Regions from separate parts of the Homo sapiens genome. Here region 2 is linked to region 1. A link is a loop called in an ENCODE intact Hi-C map of the cell type or tissue named here. Cell type or tissue: mammary epithelial cell. All regions are shown on one strand.

Region 1 (8,000 bases):
CCCAAAGCATGCTCCCACCCACTTAGAGTGAGGACACAGGGGAGGCAAAGTCCTACTTACAGAGGGTCTGCCAAGTCTGTGGACTCAGCCAGCAATCATGTCTCTAATGGCCAAAAGTATAATTGGGACCTACATACTTAGAAGTTTGAAAAACTCCACTCCTTGGCCTATAAATAGAGCTACCATAGTGGGGAAGGCCAAAAGGACATCTCTGAAACTGCACCTCAGTACACAAAAAAAAATATTGCCACCCAGGGGTGTTGGTGGGGATTAGTGCCACCCTGAAGTATCTCAACGATGCAGGAATGGTGATCCCTATTGAATCTCCTTTTAATTCATGGGTCTGGCACCTGCAGAAACTGGATCCTAGAAAGTGACTGTCAACTACCAGAAGCTCCACAGGTAGCACTCCTGAACACAGCATCTATGCAAGTGTGGTAAGCTTCACTAGAGCAAATTTGTACAGCCTCAGGCACAGTATGTGTGGCTACTGATTGGGCCAAATGCATGCTTTTCTACCTCAATCAGGAAAAATAATCAGGAAGTTCACATTTACATGGAACAGACAATGATATACACTCACAAGTCGGTCACACTCACAGGACCATGGTAGTTCTCCTGATCTCTGTCATAATATATTCTGAATATATCAGGGACATCTGGATATCCCAGAGAACATCACAATGATCCATTACTTCAGCACTGGCAAACTATGGCCTGTGGGACAGATCCAGTCCACCACCTGTTTTTGTATGGCTTCCAGGCAAATAATGATTTTTACAATTTTTTTTTTTTGAGACAGAGTCTCGCTCTGTCGCCCAGGCTGGAGTGCAATGGCACGATCTCAGCTCACTGCAACCTCCGCCTCCTGGGTTCAAGCGATTCTCCTGCCTCAGTCTCCTGAGTAGCTGGGATTACAGGCGCGCGCCACCATGCCTGGCTAATTTTTGTATTTTTAATAGAGACAGGGTTTCACCATGTCGGTCAGGCTGGTCTCAAACTCCTGACCTCGTGATCCCGCCCGCCTCAGCCTCCCAAAGTTTTGGGATTACAGGCATGAGCCACTGCGCCCGGCCCAATTTTTTTTTTTTTTTTTTTTGAGATGGAGTTTTGTGCTTGTCACCCAGGCTGGAGTGCAGTGGCGCTATCTCAGCTCACTGCAACCTCTGCCTCCCAGGTTCGAGCAATTCTCCTGCCTCAGCCTCCCAAGTAGCTGAGATTACAGGTGCCTGCCACCACACCTGGCTAATTTTTGTATTTTTAGTACAGACAGGGTTTCGCCATGTTGGCCAGGCTGGTCTTGAACTCCTGACCTCAGGTGATCCTCCTGCCTTGGCCTCCCAAAGTGCTGGGATTACAGGCATGAGCTACGATTTTTTACAATTTTAAATGGTTTTTACAATTTTAAATGATTTTTACAATTCTAAATGGTTAATAAATAAATGGTTAAAAAAAGACTAGGATGAATAAGCAGAGCACAGGGGATTTTTAGGGCAGTAAAAATATTTGGTATAATACTATACTGGTGGGCTCGTGTCACCATAAATTTATCCAAACCCATAGGATGTACAACACCAAAAAGAAACCCTAAGGTAAACAATGGAGTTCAAGTGATAACGATGCGCCAAGGTTCATATATTGTTACAAATGTGCCCTCCAGTGCAGGATGTTGACAGTAGCTGTGCATGTGTGGGGGCAGGGAGTATATGCGAATGCTATACTTTTTGATCAGTTTTGCTGTGGTCCTAAAAACTGCTCTAAAAAATAAAGTTTATTATTATTTTTTATCAAAAGAAGGCTATTTTGTGATACATGAACAGTATATGAAATTCAAATTTCAGTGTCCATAAATAAAGCTTTATTGGAACACAGTCATGCCCATTTGTTTATGTCTTGCCTGTGGCTGCTTTTGCAATACAATGGCAATTGAGCAGCTAGGAAAGAGGCCATATGATCCGAAAAGCCTAAAATATTTACTATTTGGCCCTTTACTGAAAGGGTTTGCCGGCCCCTGCATTCCACTGATGGCCCCGCAGCAATCAGCCAGGGTGAGCGAGTGATGGAAACACACTGCAGGGCTTGGTAAGACATGTGTGCTCCAGACGGTGGGCAATCAACCCTATGAAGGCCCAGGGACTGCCATGTCATTCAAGTTTGTAGGGGTCCAGTGGTCAGTGGGATGCTGGGATAGCCTATCAAGTAAAAAACAAATCTACTGCATTTTGCATCCTCTACAGAGAAGGAAACTCAATGCCTCTTAGGCCACTTTGGGTCCTAGAGACAATACATCCCGCACTTAGGAATATTATTCAGGCTGACACAAAAAGCTGCCAGCTTTGAGTGGTGCCTGGAACAAGAAAGGACCCAGGCCACAGTGTAAGCAGCCAGGCTACTTGGGCCACATGATCCAGCAGACCCTGTGGTTTGGAGGTGTCCGTAGTGGAAAAGATGCCATGTGCAGACCACAGTCGAACGCCACCACGCCCGATTAATTGTTTGATGTTTTATAGAGATGGGGTCTCTCTATGCTGCCCAGGTTGACCATCTCCAACTCCTGGGCTCCAGTGATCGGCCCGCCTCGGCCTCCCTAAGTGCTGGGATGACAGGCGCGCGCCACGGCACCGGCCCAGCGTTTTACTTTCCCATACTCTGCCTGAACCTTCCCGAAGAAATGTTTCTATTTCATCAGGAAACCAGCCCTTCTCCGGCTCCTGCGGCGCGGATCCCGCCCCGCCCGCCCCCGCGCTCACCGCCTCCGGGCTTCTAAGCGCGCAGCGATGCGGAGGCGCCGGGCCTGGATGCGCTCCTGAGAGTTGTCGGAGTGGACCGAGGGCGCGAGAATCTGGGTGGACAAGTGCTCGTCCACGTTCGGGTCCAGGGCCTCTAGGGACCCCGGCGGATTCATGGCAGGAGTCCCTGGTCCCTAGGCGGCTCCCTCCGCACCACCTCCAGACCTCAGGCTGGTTGCTAGGAACAAACCGTTGCCAGGGAGAGCGGTCACCGGAGCCACAGCCCGAGTGGTTGCGCGCGCAGCTCCCTGGGCCCAGCCTGCCGCCAGCCGCCGTTCCGGCCGAGCATCCCAGCCTCGGGCTGACGCCTCTCCCGCCCGTGGGATGTCAGGTCTGTTGTCAGGCCCACGAAGGCCCGGTCGTGTTAGCGGAGCTGTGGAGTCTCACCAGGAGACTAGAGGACTAAAGAACTGGACCAAGTTGTGGTTCATCACTTGCTGACCCTGATGATTAATTCATCTTCCATTCATTCATCAAATATTCCTCCAACTCATATTCACCAAATAAAATTGAGCGCCTACTCGATGCCAAGCGCTGTGCTTGGATACAGGATACCAACCTGCAATCAAATACTTATGAAAGAGGAAAAGTGGAATAGAGGAAAACAGTCCGTGGGAGGGGGGAGGGATAAAAGTTAGAAATGCGGAAGCACTATTAAATTCTCAACTGTCCCCAGAAAGGCGCTATCTTCTGGGCGTCTCATTGTCAACAAAAATAGTGTTCTCATTGAGAATTAAAACCTGGCGCGCTGGCTCATGCCTCAGCCTCCCAACACTTTGGGAGGCCGAGGTGGACAGATCACTTGAGGTCAGGAGTTTGAGACCAGCCTGGTGAACATGATGAAACCCCGTCTCTACTAAAAATACAAAAATTAGCTGGGTATGGTGGTGGGCACCCATAATCCCAGCTACTCGGGAAGCTGAGGCAGGAGAATCGCTTGAATCTGGGAGGTGGATGTTGCAGTGAGCCGAGATCGAGCCACTGCACTCCATCCTGAGCAATAGAGCAAGACTCTGTCTCAAAAAAACCCAACCAACCAACCAAACAAAAACTGGATACCATTTAACAGGGTTCTGTCCCATTAGCCCGTGGGGAATTAAGGGCACTGGATGAGCAGTGAGAAAGGGTGAGTACTAGTCCTAGCCCTGCCCTGCCACCTTGGGCAAGTCACAACTTCTTGAGGAGCATTTTCTCAGCTGTTAAATGATGCAACCCACAGACAACTGTGCGGCCAAGACGACCCGTCCTTTGTGAGTAAGAACTGCCCAGAGGCAAATGGAGTGGGTTTTTAAAATCAGTTCTTCCACGTTTGCAAGCAGTAGAGAGGTTTAGGAATGCCAAAACCATCCAACAGCTATAGAGTCTAACAGCAGCTGCCTGGATCCTTGTCTCACACCTGCCTAGGTGGTGGTGGTAGGAGCGGGGGTACTTGCTTCTAGGCTTCAGGGCCTTCTGCCAGATCTCTGTCTCCTTTGGTTGAAACCTAAAGTATTAAACTCTCCTAGGAGCCATGATACAGCTCTGACCAAAAACTCGTCCAGGTCCTGGTTCATGTTTCCACTATCCGTAAGGACAGAAACAAGCATGTGTGCATGCGCATGTCTATGCCTGGGAGTGGGATACCATGAGAAAGTCAGGGGGAATCAGCTGTTGCACAAGAGGTAAGTGAGAGCAAAGGTACCATACAAACCCATGAAGAGTGACCAGTGAGATACTTGGCCCTGCACTGTTCTGATACCACTTCCAACATCTTTTTATATAAGAAATCTGACTCCATTTTTTGCTGCTGACATTTGGCTGCTGGCAGCTTTTACGCAGCACTCCCTCTTTCTTCTCCACATCTGGGCAAGCTGTTAAAAAAAGCCTAGGTGCTCTTTTTGGTGCTGGCAGATTTCATCTGCGTGCACAGGATACCCTCCTCCCAGCCTCACCCCTTAACCACAATAAAAGCCCCAAGCTTGTCTCCTTTCCTGGCTCTCTCTAGCCATTTTCTGACCAGCTGGGAGGCCCTCTTTGCTCCCACAGGCAGCCTCAATTATGTAATAAACCTTTTTCACTGGTGTGGGAAACACTTTCACTCACCGCTGGAAAGGGACCTCCTAGGAGGACAGTTTGCCAAAATCTATTAACTGTTTAAATTGGCATACTAGGGTAAAGGGTGGAATAGGGAGAGATTTGTTAAAGGATACAAAATGACAGGTTCTAGTGTTCTGCACCACTGGAGGGTGACTATAGTCAATAACATAGTTTCAAATAGCAACGAGGATATTGAGCATTCCCAACACAAAGAAATGACAAATGTTTGAGCTGATAGGCATGCTAATTACCAGACCTGATCACTATACATTATATGGATTGAAATATTACTATGTACCCCATAAACATATATAACTATTATTTCCTTTTTTTTTTTTTTTTTTTTTTTGAGACAGCGTCTTGCTCAATTGCCCAGGCTGGAGTGCAGTGGCATAGTCTTGGCTCACTGCAACCTCTACCTCCTGGGTTCGAGCGATCCTCCTTCCTCAACTTCCCAAGTAGCTGGGACTACAGGCGTGTGCCACCATGCCCAGCTAATGTTTATTGTATTTTTAGTAGAGACAGGGTTTTACCATGTTGGCCAGGGTGATCTCAGACTCCTGACCTCAGGCGATCCACCCGCCTCGGCCTCCCAAAGTGCCAGGATTACAGGCATGAGCCACTCCGCCCGGCCTGCCGAATTTTTTTAAATACTAAAAATTTTTTAAACTGAACAAAGGACAGAGAGAGGAAGAAATATTTTCATGGGGCAGACAACTGTGGTTGTAGAGGTCAAAGGAATGAAACAAAGAGACAAAGAAAAACCACTAAACAAGAAAGTCAGAAGACATGTAATGAATTATGATTAAATATAAATGGGAAAATGCATGCTTAATTTTCCATGCCTTTGTAAATAGTTCATAAGTGAGTTAAATTTAGAAAATTGTTAAAAACTGAAAAAACTAGATAAAAACATATTTATTTGTATACACACAAAAATAAATTAGCATATCCATTCACTAGGCAATTCTAGTTTAAAGATCATCACAAGGAGATCATGGATCTAGCTATAGCTCATTGGGGTCACAACTATATCAGTTTTATTCGGTATTTTATACATAGCACCTAGCACAATATTTGATATGTAGTAAGTGCTCAACAAACTTTTTTTGAAAGAAACGTATATAGATGTATCTGTATGTCCATTCCAGTTACTTGTAATATTAAAAAACTAGATATGACAAAATCCATCAATAGGGGAACCGATAAAAGAATCATGGGATTCTCTAACACAAGAATAAAGGTGACCTAGAAAGACATCCAAGATACATTACATGAGAAAGGGAAGAGGCAGGCAGCACAATATAGAGCCTAAGCCGAGTTTGATTTGAAATGTAGACAGTAGTACACAAGAAAAACAGGGGGAATACCACAAAGTAGTCAATATCCCTCAGGGGTGGGCTTATGGGTGATTTTCAGATTCCCTGAAGATTAAAAAAAAATGTTTACAATGAGGATAAATCCCTTTTGACTCAATAAAACATAAAGCTTATTTATTCATGTTTTTGTAAGAGAAATAACAGGAGACCCCCAAGAGAGTGAGGCAGGCAAGTAGGGCTGTTATAGATGAGAGGGACTTGGGGAAGGGAGGCAGGTGATGTCCATTCACCTTGATGACTGACCAGCATCTAGAGTGTGGTCCTCAACTGGTAGGCAATGCTGGTTCATACTAATAAGCTCATACAGGCCGGGCACGGTGGCTCATGTCTATAATCCCAGCACTTTGGGAGGCCAAGGTGGGTGGATCACGAGGTCAAGTTCGAGACCAGCCTGACCAACATGGTGAAACCCCATCTCTACTAAAAACACAAAAATTAGCTGGGTGTGGTGGTGCATGCCTGTAACTCCAGCTACTCAGGAGGCTGAGGCAGGAGAATCGCTTGAACCCGGGAGGCAGAGGTTGCAGTGAGCAGAGATTGCGCTCTAGCCTGGGTGACACAGCAAGACTCCATCTCACAAAAAAAAAAAAAAAAAAAAAAAAAAAAAAAAAAAGCTCATACAAAAGCCTGGCTGGCTCATACTAACAAGCTCACAAAAGAAAAACATAGAATTTCTTTTAGCAAGCAAGTACAACCATCACACAGGGCAGTGTGCATTTTCGTGCCTTTCGTGTAGATCAGCCCACAGAGATGTGCTGGTCACAAAGAGGATCAAACTCTGACTGGGAAGTCCCTTGATATGTAGGACTGACTGCCATGGTTCAGAGGCTCACAATGGGGATAATCTGCCACAAGCACAGTCGAGTTCCTCATCCCTGAGTAGGTTTTTGAGGAATCTGGCTATATGGGCTTCCCTTGCTAAGGAAGGTATGTGGGCATCCACCTTCAGCTTTTATAGCCTTTTTTCAAAACAAGAAGGATGAACAGATTTGATTTTATATCTTACTAAGTCTAGTCACACTTAATTCTACATCCAATAAGTTTACACTAACTCACCTTAATTGGAATGTGAGGATGCTGACAAATTCATCATTTAGACAACTTCTTAGGTTATTTCTATCTTTCGATTTGTGTGAATTTTACTAATTAGATTCTGAGAAGGCAATCTTACCAATTTTTAATTTGGGGAACTGCCTTACCATCATCTTCATATACTGCCTCAAAAGGCATGAAGGAGGAAAGAGAGGGGAGGAGGCATGGAAGTCATGAGCTGTGTCACATGGTTTAGAAAAAAAGTTCAAAGAAAAAAGACAGAGAACTAGATATTAGTAGAAACCAAGCACCTACCTTAGTCCACTGACTGTGCTAAACACCCTGCATGCATTATCCTCATTCAATCCTTCACATGGTGTAATAGTGGTAATATTGATCCCATTTTATAGATGAGGAAACTAAGGCTTAGAAAAAAGTAAAAAGCTCTTTCTTCAAAGTTTGCAGAGTTGAACATGACTAAGAAACAGCCATTGTATGAAAACTTTGGGAGGTTTTAAGAAAACTCTCAGAATGAAAAGAAGAAGAAAATTGAAGGAGCAGTTGTAAAGTTTTCTTTCAGGAAATTTGTGAACAGAGGAAAAAAGATGAGAGTGGGAAGAGAAGCAAGACCCTTTGGGGGCATAGGGTTTTTTTTTAAGTTTTGGTAGCCCCAAGAGTGGTTACGTAGTATCTACCTGGTATGTGTCATCAGGCACTCGGGAGG
Region 2 (8,000 bases), 180 kb before region 1:
CCAGCACCAGGGCAGGAGCCCGGGGCTGCTGGGTCCCTCTGTGCCAACGTCTCTGCCTCCCATCGCCCCTCCACGCTCACTCTGTGCTGTGCACCAGCTGTCTCCGCTTTGTCAGACATAAGACCATGCACGGCCTCCCTGCAGTGGTCAAGTTTATACCTCCTTGGTCTTGAGTGACTTTCAGTGACTCCTGAGTAACACCTCTCAGCTCTGACTCCAAATCCCCAGAGACAGAATCTGAGTGGCCATGGTCAGGGGTCCTCCCCTCTTCTGACTGCCTGGATGAGGAGGGGGCTCCTCATTCCAACAGGCCTGCTAGGGCCTGTGGCCTGGGTGGCCCCTCTCTAAGGATGCACACTTGGGACCACCCCAGCCAAAGCTAACTCCTCTTGTTCTGTCACAGCCCAGCACATAATTGAAGCTGGCACCCCGACTGCTCAGAGTTTCTCTTTGAATCTCTTCCATTTCTTTCCACTGATTCGAGCACCACAAGGTTCCTTCTGGTGCCCTGCCTTTGCCTTGGGGTGATGCTGAAAGAAGCTTAAAGAAGGTTTGGGGTTGCTTTGGGATGGCTGCAAAGTGGCCGTCACCCAGAGAAAGGGACACGAGATGCAGGCCGGGGAGGGAGCCTCCAGGACTACTGTGAACCCAGGAGTCAGAGGGCCCCTTGGACCTGCGGGCTCACATGGCTCACGGGATTCTTTCTTTCAGCTCCTTTCGGATTCACTTCTGGGGATGCTGATGTAGCGGCAAACACCTGACATGGCAGCCTCGAGGGAGACCACAGGAATCGAACCCCCTCCAGCACTGGAGGGAGCTGGTTTGAAGTATGACTTTGTACTGGGCCCACACTCACCTCTAGAATATTGTTTATTAGATAAAAGAAAAAGCTTTTCCTTAGCCCATCAGATCATCGCTTTTTAAATGCAGGGTCATACATGGTACTTTTTATTAAGAACTGCCCTTTCCAGGGCTTCAGTGTGCCAGCGATGTCAAGCAGGCTGGGGTGGCAATCTTTCTGAGGGAATAGTTCAAATCTCAACCCATGTCATAGCAGGGGGCCAAGCCAAATGGGATGAAGGTCCCTAGCAAGATACATGTCCTTCCCTCCCTTCATCAAAACCCCCGACCCCCAGCACCTCACAGTTCACAGCTGCACAGAGACGTGCACATAGCAGCCATTCCAGCCGGTGCCCGGCTCCCCACTCCCCTTCTGAGGGAGAAGGCATCTTGGCCCTGATTGTGGGACCAGCAATTAGAGTTTATTTGCTTTGCTATTCAGCCAAGCCCTGGAATGAATTTGGCCACCACAGACAGCCTTTGGGGTCCAGCTCCTCAGGGACTTTGAGACACAGAAGAAGCCCCCCATTGGGTTTTTCTTATTTACACTGTCCTGGGGGAGGTGTCTAATCGCTGGCTACAGAGGAGGGGCTGCTTCAGCCCCAGGTGTACTTGAACCGGGCTGTGTTCCCCTTGCAGTTAGGTCCTGATTCACCCATTGAAGGACAATAAGGGCCTTGTCCCTTAATGGAGGGCCCTTGATCAAATCTAAGAGGTGCTGGAATGTTGGAGAAGGTCCCCGCCTTGGTCTAAGGTCCCCATCCCAGATCCTGTCACTGAGGGGCTCTCACCCCCGTCCCACCCCTGCCCCAGCAGGCAGGAGCCTCCTGGGAGGTAGGAAGCAGCAGCCTTGTGGGAGCAGACCCTCCAGACCCTCAAAGACCACCCCAGGCATGTGGCTTCAGCACCCATGCCCAGCATCCACTTCCGGCCTGGGGCCCCGAAACATAGGGATTCCTGGAAGAGTTGTCTGGTCCTAGGTCATTCCCTCCCATCGTCTTCTAGAAACAGCTTCAGGGGTAGATGCTGCATCCACCCTACCAAGCCAGCCTAGGCAGAATGCAGAAGGTGCCTGCTGCACACAGCTTCTTCTCCCAGGCTCCGCCCTCCACAGACTCCTTCAGGATCCCCAGGTTTATGTCTTCCCCGCCCCTCAGTCTCCACATGGACCACAAGCAGGCTGTGTCGTGGAAAAACCAGGGCTTGGGAGTCAGAAAGACCTGAATTCAAATTCTGGCTGTGTTACTTCCCAACTATGTAAGCTTGGGCAACTTTCTCACCTTCTCTGAGCCTCAATATCTTTATCAGTAAAGTGGGGATAATAACACCTCTTCCCTCACAAGTGATCGTGTGGACAAAACGACGCCAAGTCAGGGCTCTGATGAAAATTCCTTTCCAATCACACCCAGTGCAATTATTCTGGGGTCATTTCCCCTTCATTCTTAGACCGGCGCAATTGGACTTCCTTGCTTATACCAGTGGAATCTGGTGGGAGGTCTCTGTACCTGAGTGACCTGCCACTAAGACTAGGGAACCCTACATTCCTCAACTCCATTTGCCCCACCTTGGGGAGAAGGTAGCTGGACCTGCCAGGTAGCCGGACACCACTTTTCCTTGGCTTGAGTCCCTGGGACAGAGCTTTCCGCAGGCCCTCAGGACACAATGCTGTGTGACCTTCAGGGGGCATTTCCTGCTGTGGCCGAGTGTCCCTGGGATCCAGAGGAGAGATGGGTAGCATGGTCATGGCTAAAGATTTTATTCCAAGCAAGCCAGGCTGGTCACGACCCAGGATCTCAGGCATCAGGCTCTGCTCTGAACTAAAAGTCTCATGCTCTGAACTCAAAGTAGCAGTCTCTCTTTTTCCGCTCCTGTGGAGAGACCCTCTTCCCTGATGGGAAGGTCTGGTAGGTCTTCAGGTTCTCGGGGGCTAGTCTTAAAAGGTGCCACTTCTTCTTTGGGCACAGAGGAGGCCTAGGGGTGAGGATGGGACTGGTGTTATGCAGTGTGCCAGGGAAGGAAGGTGGTGCGTGCCCACCCACAGCCCCACGTGCCCACTTTCCAGCTCAAGCTGACCTGCCGGCTACTCGTCAGTTTAACACCTGATAAGTCCCCCTGGACTTGGGGTGGGAATAACCTGTATTTACATAATGGCACAGTGGTTAAGAGTGAGGACACAGATGTCAGACAGACCTGGGACGGACTCTGGTCCTAACTCCTGCTAGAAGTGTGCATATTTAAGAATGGCCCAGTGGTGGTATCCCCCTCTTAGCTTTGACTTGAGGAATAAATGCAGTAATGCATGTGAAGCTCTGGACAAGGAGTAAACACACAACAAATGTTCTAAGAAATGGTGATGGTGCTGATGGAGGGGATTCCGGGAGGGAGGGGCTTGCCCCAGGCCTGTCACTGACCCTCTTCTCCCAACCACCTGGTTGGCCCTTTGCGTTCGTTGTGAAACTGTCAGCAGCAGTGCAAGTGGCCAGGCAACCTGAAGAAGGAACAGAGTTGAGATGTCCCGCTCTCCCCACAGTGATGGGGATGGGGGGCAGATCCTGGCCAGAGCCATCTCAAGAGGATACCTGTCCCCAGGAGAGTCCCACTATACTCTAGGGATGGACTGGCTCAGAGCCATTCCAAGATTAGAGAGAGCCCCCGAGTCCTAGAGGTGGTGATGGGAGATGCTGCTTCCTTTCCAAGCTCTGCCTCCAACCATCCAGGCCACGCAGCACAAGTTCCCCAGGCGATCAATGAGCCTCACGTTCCCTTTTTTGTAAAATGATCCTGTCTGACTTGCAAAAAGGAACTTTTAGATGCAGTGAAGCCTGTTTCTTTAAAAACCATTAAACTTATGAAAACAGATGCTGTTTTATCAGTAAGGATGATGGTGAATCTTAGGACTCTGAGGCAAGCCGGGAGTGGTTGGCATGGAGCTAAATCCCAAGCTCTATCCACTGACCTCCCAGGCCAGGCACCACCCACCACCCTACCCCACTCCAGGACACCTCGTGTGAGCCAATGATCCCCCTGCCTGCGCTTCAGGAAGGAGAGAGCACAGAAACCACAGTACCCAAGTCATCTTTCAGGGCAGAGTGGGCCTTCCCTGGAGAAAGGAGCTCTCCTAGATAAAAGCAGAGAGGGGCAGGAGGCAAGGAACTTTCCTATTTAGTTAGATGGACAGAAAGTCCTTAGGAGAACATTTTCCAAATGTGAACGGGACCGGGGGAGATTCCTGCTCGGTGTAGTGCCCTCTGTATCCACCAGAGGGCAGCAGCTCCTTACTGCGCTCTGCATCGGCGCCCACGTTAGGACTAGTGTAGCTGCCAGGCTGCCTTTGCAGGCGGGGCATCAGTCCGCAGATTCAGGCCCACTAAGCTTACGGAGCTTCTCCCAAACTCCCAGTGCATCTGGCCGGGAAAGCACTCTTCCTGATTCGCCCATTCAGGCTACCACCATCCCCCCTGAGGCTGCCAATGCCCTGACCCCCTTGCTCTGTAACCATCACTCTCTGCACTGCACGTTTTAGGGCAAGATCCTCAACTCATTTCTCAGTCTGTGTGCTGTGCATGCCTGGCCGAGAGCAGGTGCCCCATGGGTGCGTTTCTTGACTGCGTAGATGAAGGGAGGGCAGGCACTCACAGGACGGTGGGGAGGGGGTACCGTTCCGGCTCCCTCACGGGCATCGCAAAGTAGGGGACTCGAGGCACTGTGCCCGTCTTGTCTTGATAGTACTTCCGATGCTGCTGGACCATCTATGGTTCAATCAAGGAAGAGATGACAGGTTGTTAGTGCACAGGACTGACCACAGGCACCTGCAGTCCATGCCTCGCTGCACCTGGGCAGGGTTGGGGGCCACCTCCCCTAATGCCCCCGGAGGAGTCCCGGAGTTGCTGGGGCCCCAACTCAATTGCCAACCAGCTGGGTGTCCTCACTGAGTCACGACTTCTCATCTGCCTAATGGGAATAACGACACCCACCAGACCAGCTTTGCTATGGAGAGTAAACAAGACAAGGGACAAGCTCAGACTGAGTACAAAAACCCAGCCCCGCAGGCGTACGCACACCTGCTGTGCACACAGGCACCATGTCCGCCTGGCCTGTGTTTCCTCCCCCCTCTCCTTCCCCACTGTACGGGGCATGTTCTGTTGAGCGCCAAGATGGAGGGAGAGGCTTTGGCAGACCCCCTGAGATGGTCGCACATGGCTCAGAGGCTGGTGGCATCAACCTCCTCCTCTCCCGAGGAAGCTGCTTTACTCATACAAGTTCTCTGCCCTGGGGCCAGGACACACCTTGTCCTTGCAATCAGGCTAGAGGGGGAGGCTTGTGAGAGAAGGTGATGGAGAGAGTAAGGTTTTGGGAACACAGGAGAGAATGAACCCTTATCCCTGCCAAGGGCATAAGGGCCAGCTCAGGCCCATGCACCTGTGGTCTCTGGGGATGTGTCTGAACCACATCCAGGGAGGCTTTACCAGCCTGAACAGCAGGACAAGAACAACAGGGGTGTGGGTGGGTCCCCTTCCTCGAGCTCACTCCCTGCAGGGCAGTCTCGCCCAGGCTGGGGCTGAGAGTGACTCAGAGCATGCCCCCAGGGGGCTGCAGGGCAGGGAGGGGTGAGCAGGCTCCAGGACACAGGTGGATAAATGCCGTGGGGCTGGAACTGGGGCTGGGGGCTGTAGTGGGGCCTTTGCTCGTGTGTTATTCATCTGGTGGGTGGATCTTAGACCTTATACTCACCTACAAAATATATGGCATTCCACAGATCCAAGAGACTCCAGGGGGCAGAAGGTAAGGGCAGGAGCCTAGAGACAGGTCCCTAGAGACCCCTAGCTCCACTGGCAGTGGGAGTGAGCAGGAGTTGGGGGTCCTGAAGCCCCGGGAGGTGGGGAGAGATCAGAGGGGCAAAGTCCTGAGCCTCCTTACTCCCTTTAGCCAAGCCCACCATGCTCTCTGCTGGCTCAGGGGCTCTGAGAAAGGAAATCAAGACACTGTGGCAGGTGCGAGGTCTCCCCCTGGCCCCTGGCCATCACTCCCTTCCCGTGGTGGGGGCAGGTGGGCAGGAGGGGAGGCCACAGGGCAGCCCCACACAGCTTACCTGGTAGAAATTCGTAAGCTCTGTGGAGCGATGGCTGTCCAGGTTGAAGCGAGTGTAGCTGGGCTTGTGCAGCCAGCGGTCCCGGGTGCTGGCGCGCTCCATCAGCAGGAGGTTGGGGTTGGTGGAGAAGATGGTGGGGAAATGGCCGCCTTGGCTGAAGGGAGTGTGGCTCTTCTCCATGGCTCTGTTGCGGTGGTCCTGGAAGTACTTGAGGGTGGTGGTGCCGTAGGGAGCGCCAAAGGAGAAGGCCACAGTGGGGACGTGGCCCTGGTACCTGCCGATCACGGTGGGGGTGGTGGAGCCACAGATCAGTGAAGGGCCCCAGGCCTGTTCCAAGAGAGGCCCTTAAAAGTGGAGGATGCTGTGGCTCATGCCTGTAATCCCAGCATGTTGGAAAGCTGAGGAGGGAAGAACACCTGAGCCCAGGAGTTCTGAGACCAGCCTGGGCAACACAGTGAGACTCTGTCTCTACATAAAAACATAATAACAATTAAGAAAAAAAAAGATGAAGGGCAGAGTCAGGGGAGCCCGGTGGCCATCTTTGGCCCTAAGAGGCTTCCCCAGGTGCACTGACCTGCTCAGGTCTTTGGGGATGGCCAAGTCCAAGGGGCTCTGGGCCTCTCCCTCCCCACAGAGGTCTTTGCCTAGATGCTCCTCTCTCCAGACCAGGGGCTTACACAGGGGCCAGAACACCAGATACCCCCCCAGTCAATGCTGTAGGCAAATCACTGTCCCTCCAGGGGCCCGCATTTACTCAGGCGTTGGCCTGAAGATGCAAAGGCCTCCTCTGGCTCCCACATTCTGCAGTTATCTCATGAAAGAGTAGGGGGAGTATGAGAAGTGGGTGGGGGGCCCGGTCAGTGAACAGCGATGGGTGGGAGATGTGGTGTAGCAAGGCGTAGGTTCAGGACGCCGCAGCCTTGCTCCCAGCACAGCAGCCTCCCAACACGCTACTCAGACAGCCTGGAGAGCTGACTAAGGTTCTGGAGCTCTGAGAGCCTACAAGGAGTCTTCCACCCTCTGTGACCAAGGAGGTTCCAGGAGAGGGACAGGAGATGGGCGAGCGGAGGCCTTGGTGACACAGGCACTCTAGAGATCCTTGGTTAAATGAGACTCGCTCCAAGAGCTAAAGACTTGTTTTAACAAAGCAAGGGAGAGTCAACAACACCCAGAGAGTACAGGCGCCAGACTCGCGGCCAATGCGGAAGCTTGCCGAGCAGCACGGCCCTGTGCCCCCATGCATGCCTCACTCTCTGGGGTCTGACTTCTGCTCCATGAGGCCCTTGAAATCGCTCTTCCCAAGGCCGCCTGTGCTCTTGCTGCTGCAGGTCGGTGGACATGCTCTGTCTTGCTGGGCCTTCCAGTAGCACAGGGCATCACCCACCTCTCCCTTCCTGAAACGCTGCTGTTGGTTTGGATGACACCTTTGCTCCTTTCTGTTGCTTTTGCCAACATCTCTGACCACACCTTCATGAGCCTTCTCCTCTGCCCGCCTCTTAAACACTGGTGAACCTCCGGGGTCTGTCTTGGGTGATGGCAGCCATGCCATGGCCGTAGCCACCTCCTGTGTGCAGATGAACCCAGTCCACAGCTCCCGCCTGGGAGTTCTCTCCAAGCCTTAGGCTGCTATGTACAATTGCACACCAGACATATCCCTTGGATGTCTCCCAGGCTTGATCTCCCACCCCCACCTTCCCTGACAGTCTGGTCCCATCTCTGTGAAAATTTCCCCCTAGCCATCCAAGTCAGAAACTGAGGCATCCACCTCACCCACATCTAGTCAGTCACCAAGTCCTGTAGCTCCATCTGCACCACCTGAGCCCAGCCATGTGCCCTTGTACCTGGCCTGTGGTCATAACAACCTCACTGTTCTAACTGCACCAGACCCCTGCCCCTGCAATCCCTTCTCCAGCAGACTGAACTTTAGTCCAGAGTCAGATCCTCGGCGTGGCATTCGAGGCCATCTGTGATCTGACCCGGGCCCAGCTCTCCAGCCCCATCACCTCCTCTACATCCCAGTCCTGCAGAGTCATCGCAGCCATCTAGATGTAACTCCGTCCCCTACTCTCAC

What was found. A loop is a pair of places that touch in the nucleus more often than their neighbours do. Peaks named below come from ENCODE experiments on the same cell type or tissue, not always from the same donor. Only the 100,000 strongest peaks of a DNase experiment are listed, where the experiment ranks them.
Region 2: a loop joins it to region 1, with 6 times the contacts of the local background. A loop is called at or near these places in 3 of 110 quality-filtered maps.

The regions. Positions count from the first base shown.
Region 1 is chr2:26,396,895-26,404,894 of GRCh38, reverse strand. DRC1 (dynein regulatory complex subunit 1) reads right to left here and starts at 2,975. Exons shown (of 17, transcript NM_145038.5): 1 at 2,751-2,975. The coding sequence starts at 2,905. In mammary epithelial cell, no CTCF peak of the experiment used is centred here; DNase peaks (open chromatin) are centred at 2,984 and 3,994; H3K4me3 peaks cover 262 bases; H3K27ac peaks cover 1,071 bases.
Region 2 is chr2:26,574,105-26,582,104 of GRCh38, reverse strand. CIMIP2C (ciliary microtubule inner protein 2C) reads right to left here. Exons shown (of 4, transcript NM_001105519.3): 2 at 5,930-6,203; 3 at 4,477-4,589; 4 at 2,581-2,811. The coding sequence ends at 2,667. It overlaps CIB4 (calcium and integrin binding family member 4), which reads left to right. Exons shown (of 7, transcript NM_001029881.3): 7 at 712-900. The coding sequence ends at 742. Among named protein-coding and RNA genes, the nearest start is that of CIMIP2C, 16 kb to the right of the region's middle. RefSeq lists an enhancer at 5,273-5,847. In mammary epithelial cell, a CTCF peak has its summit at 4,093 (motif pointing right); no DNase peak of the experiment used is centred here.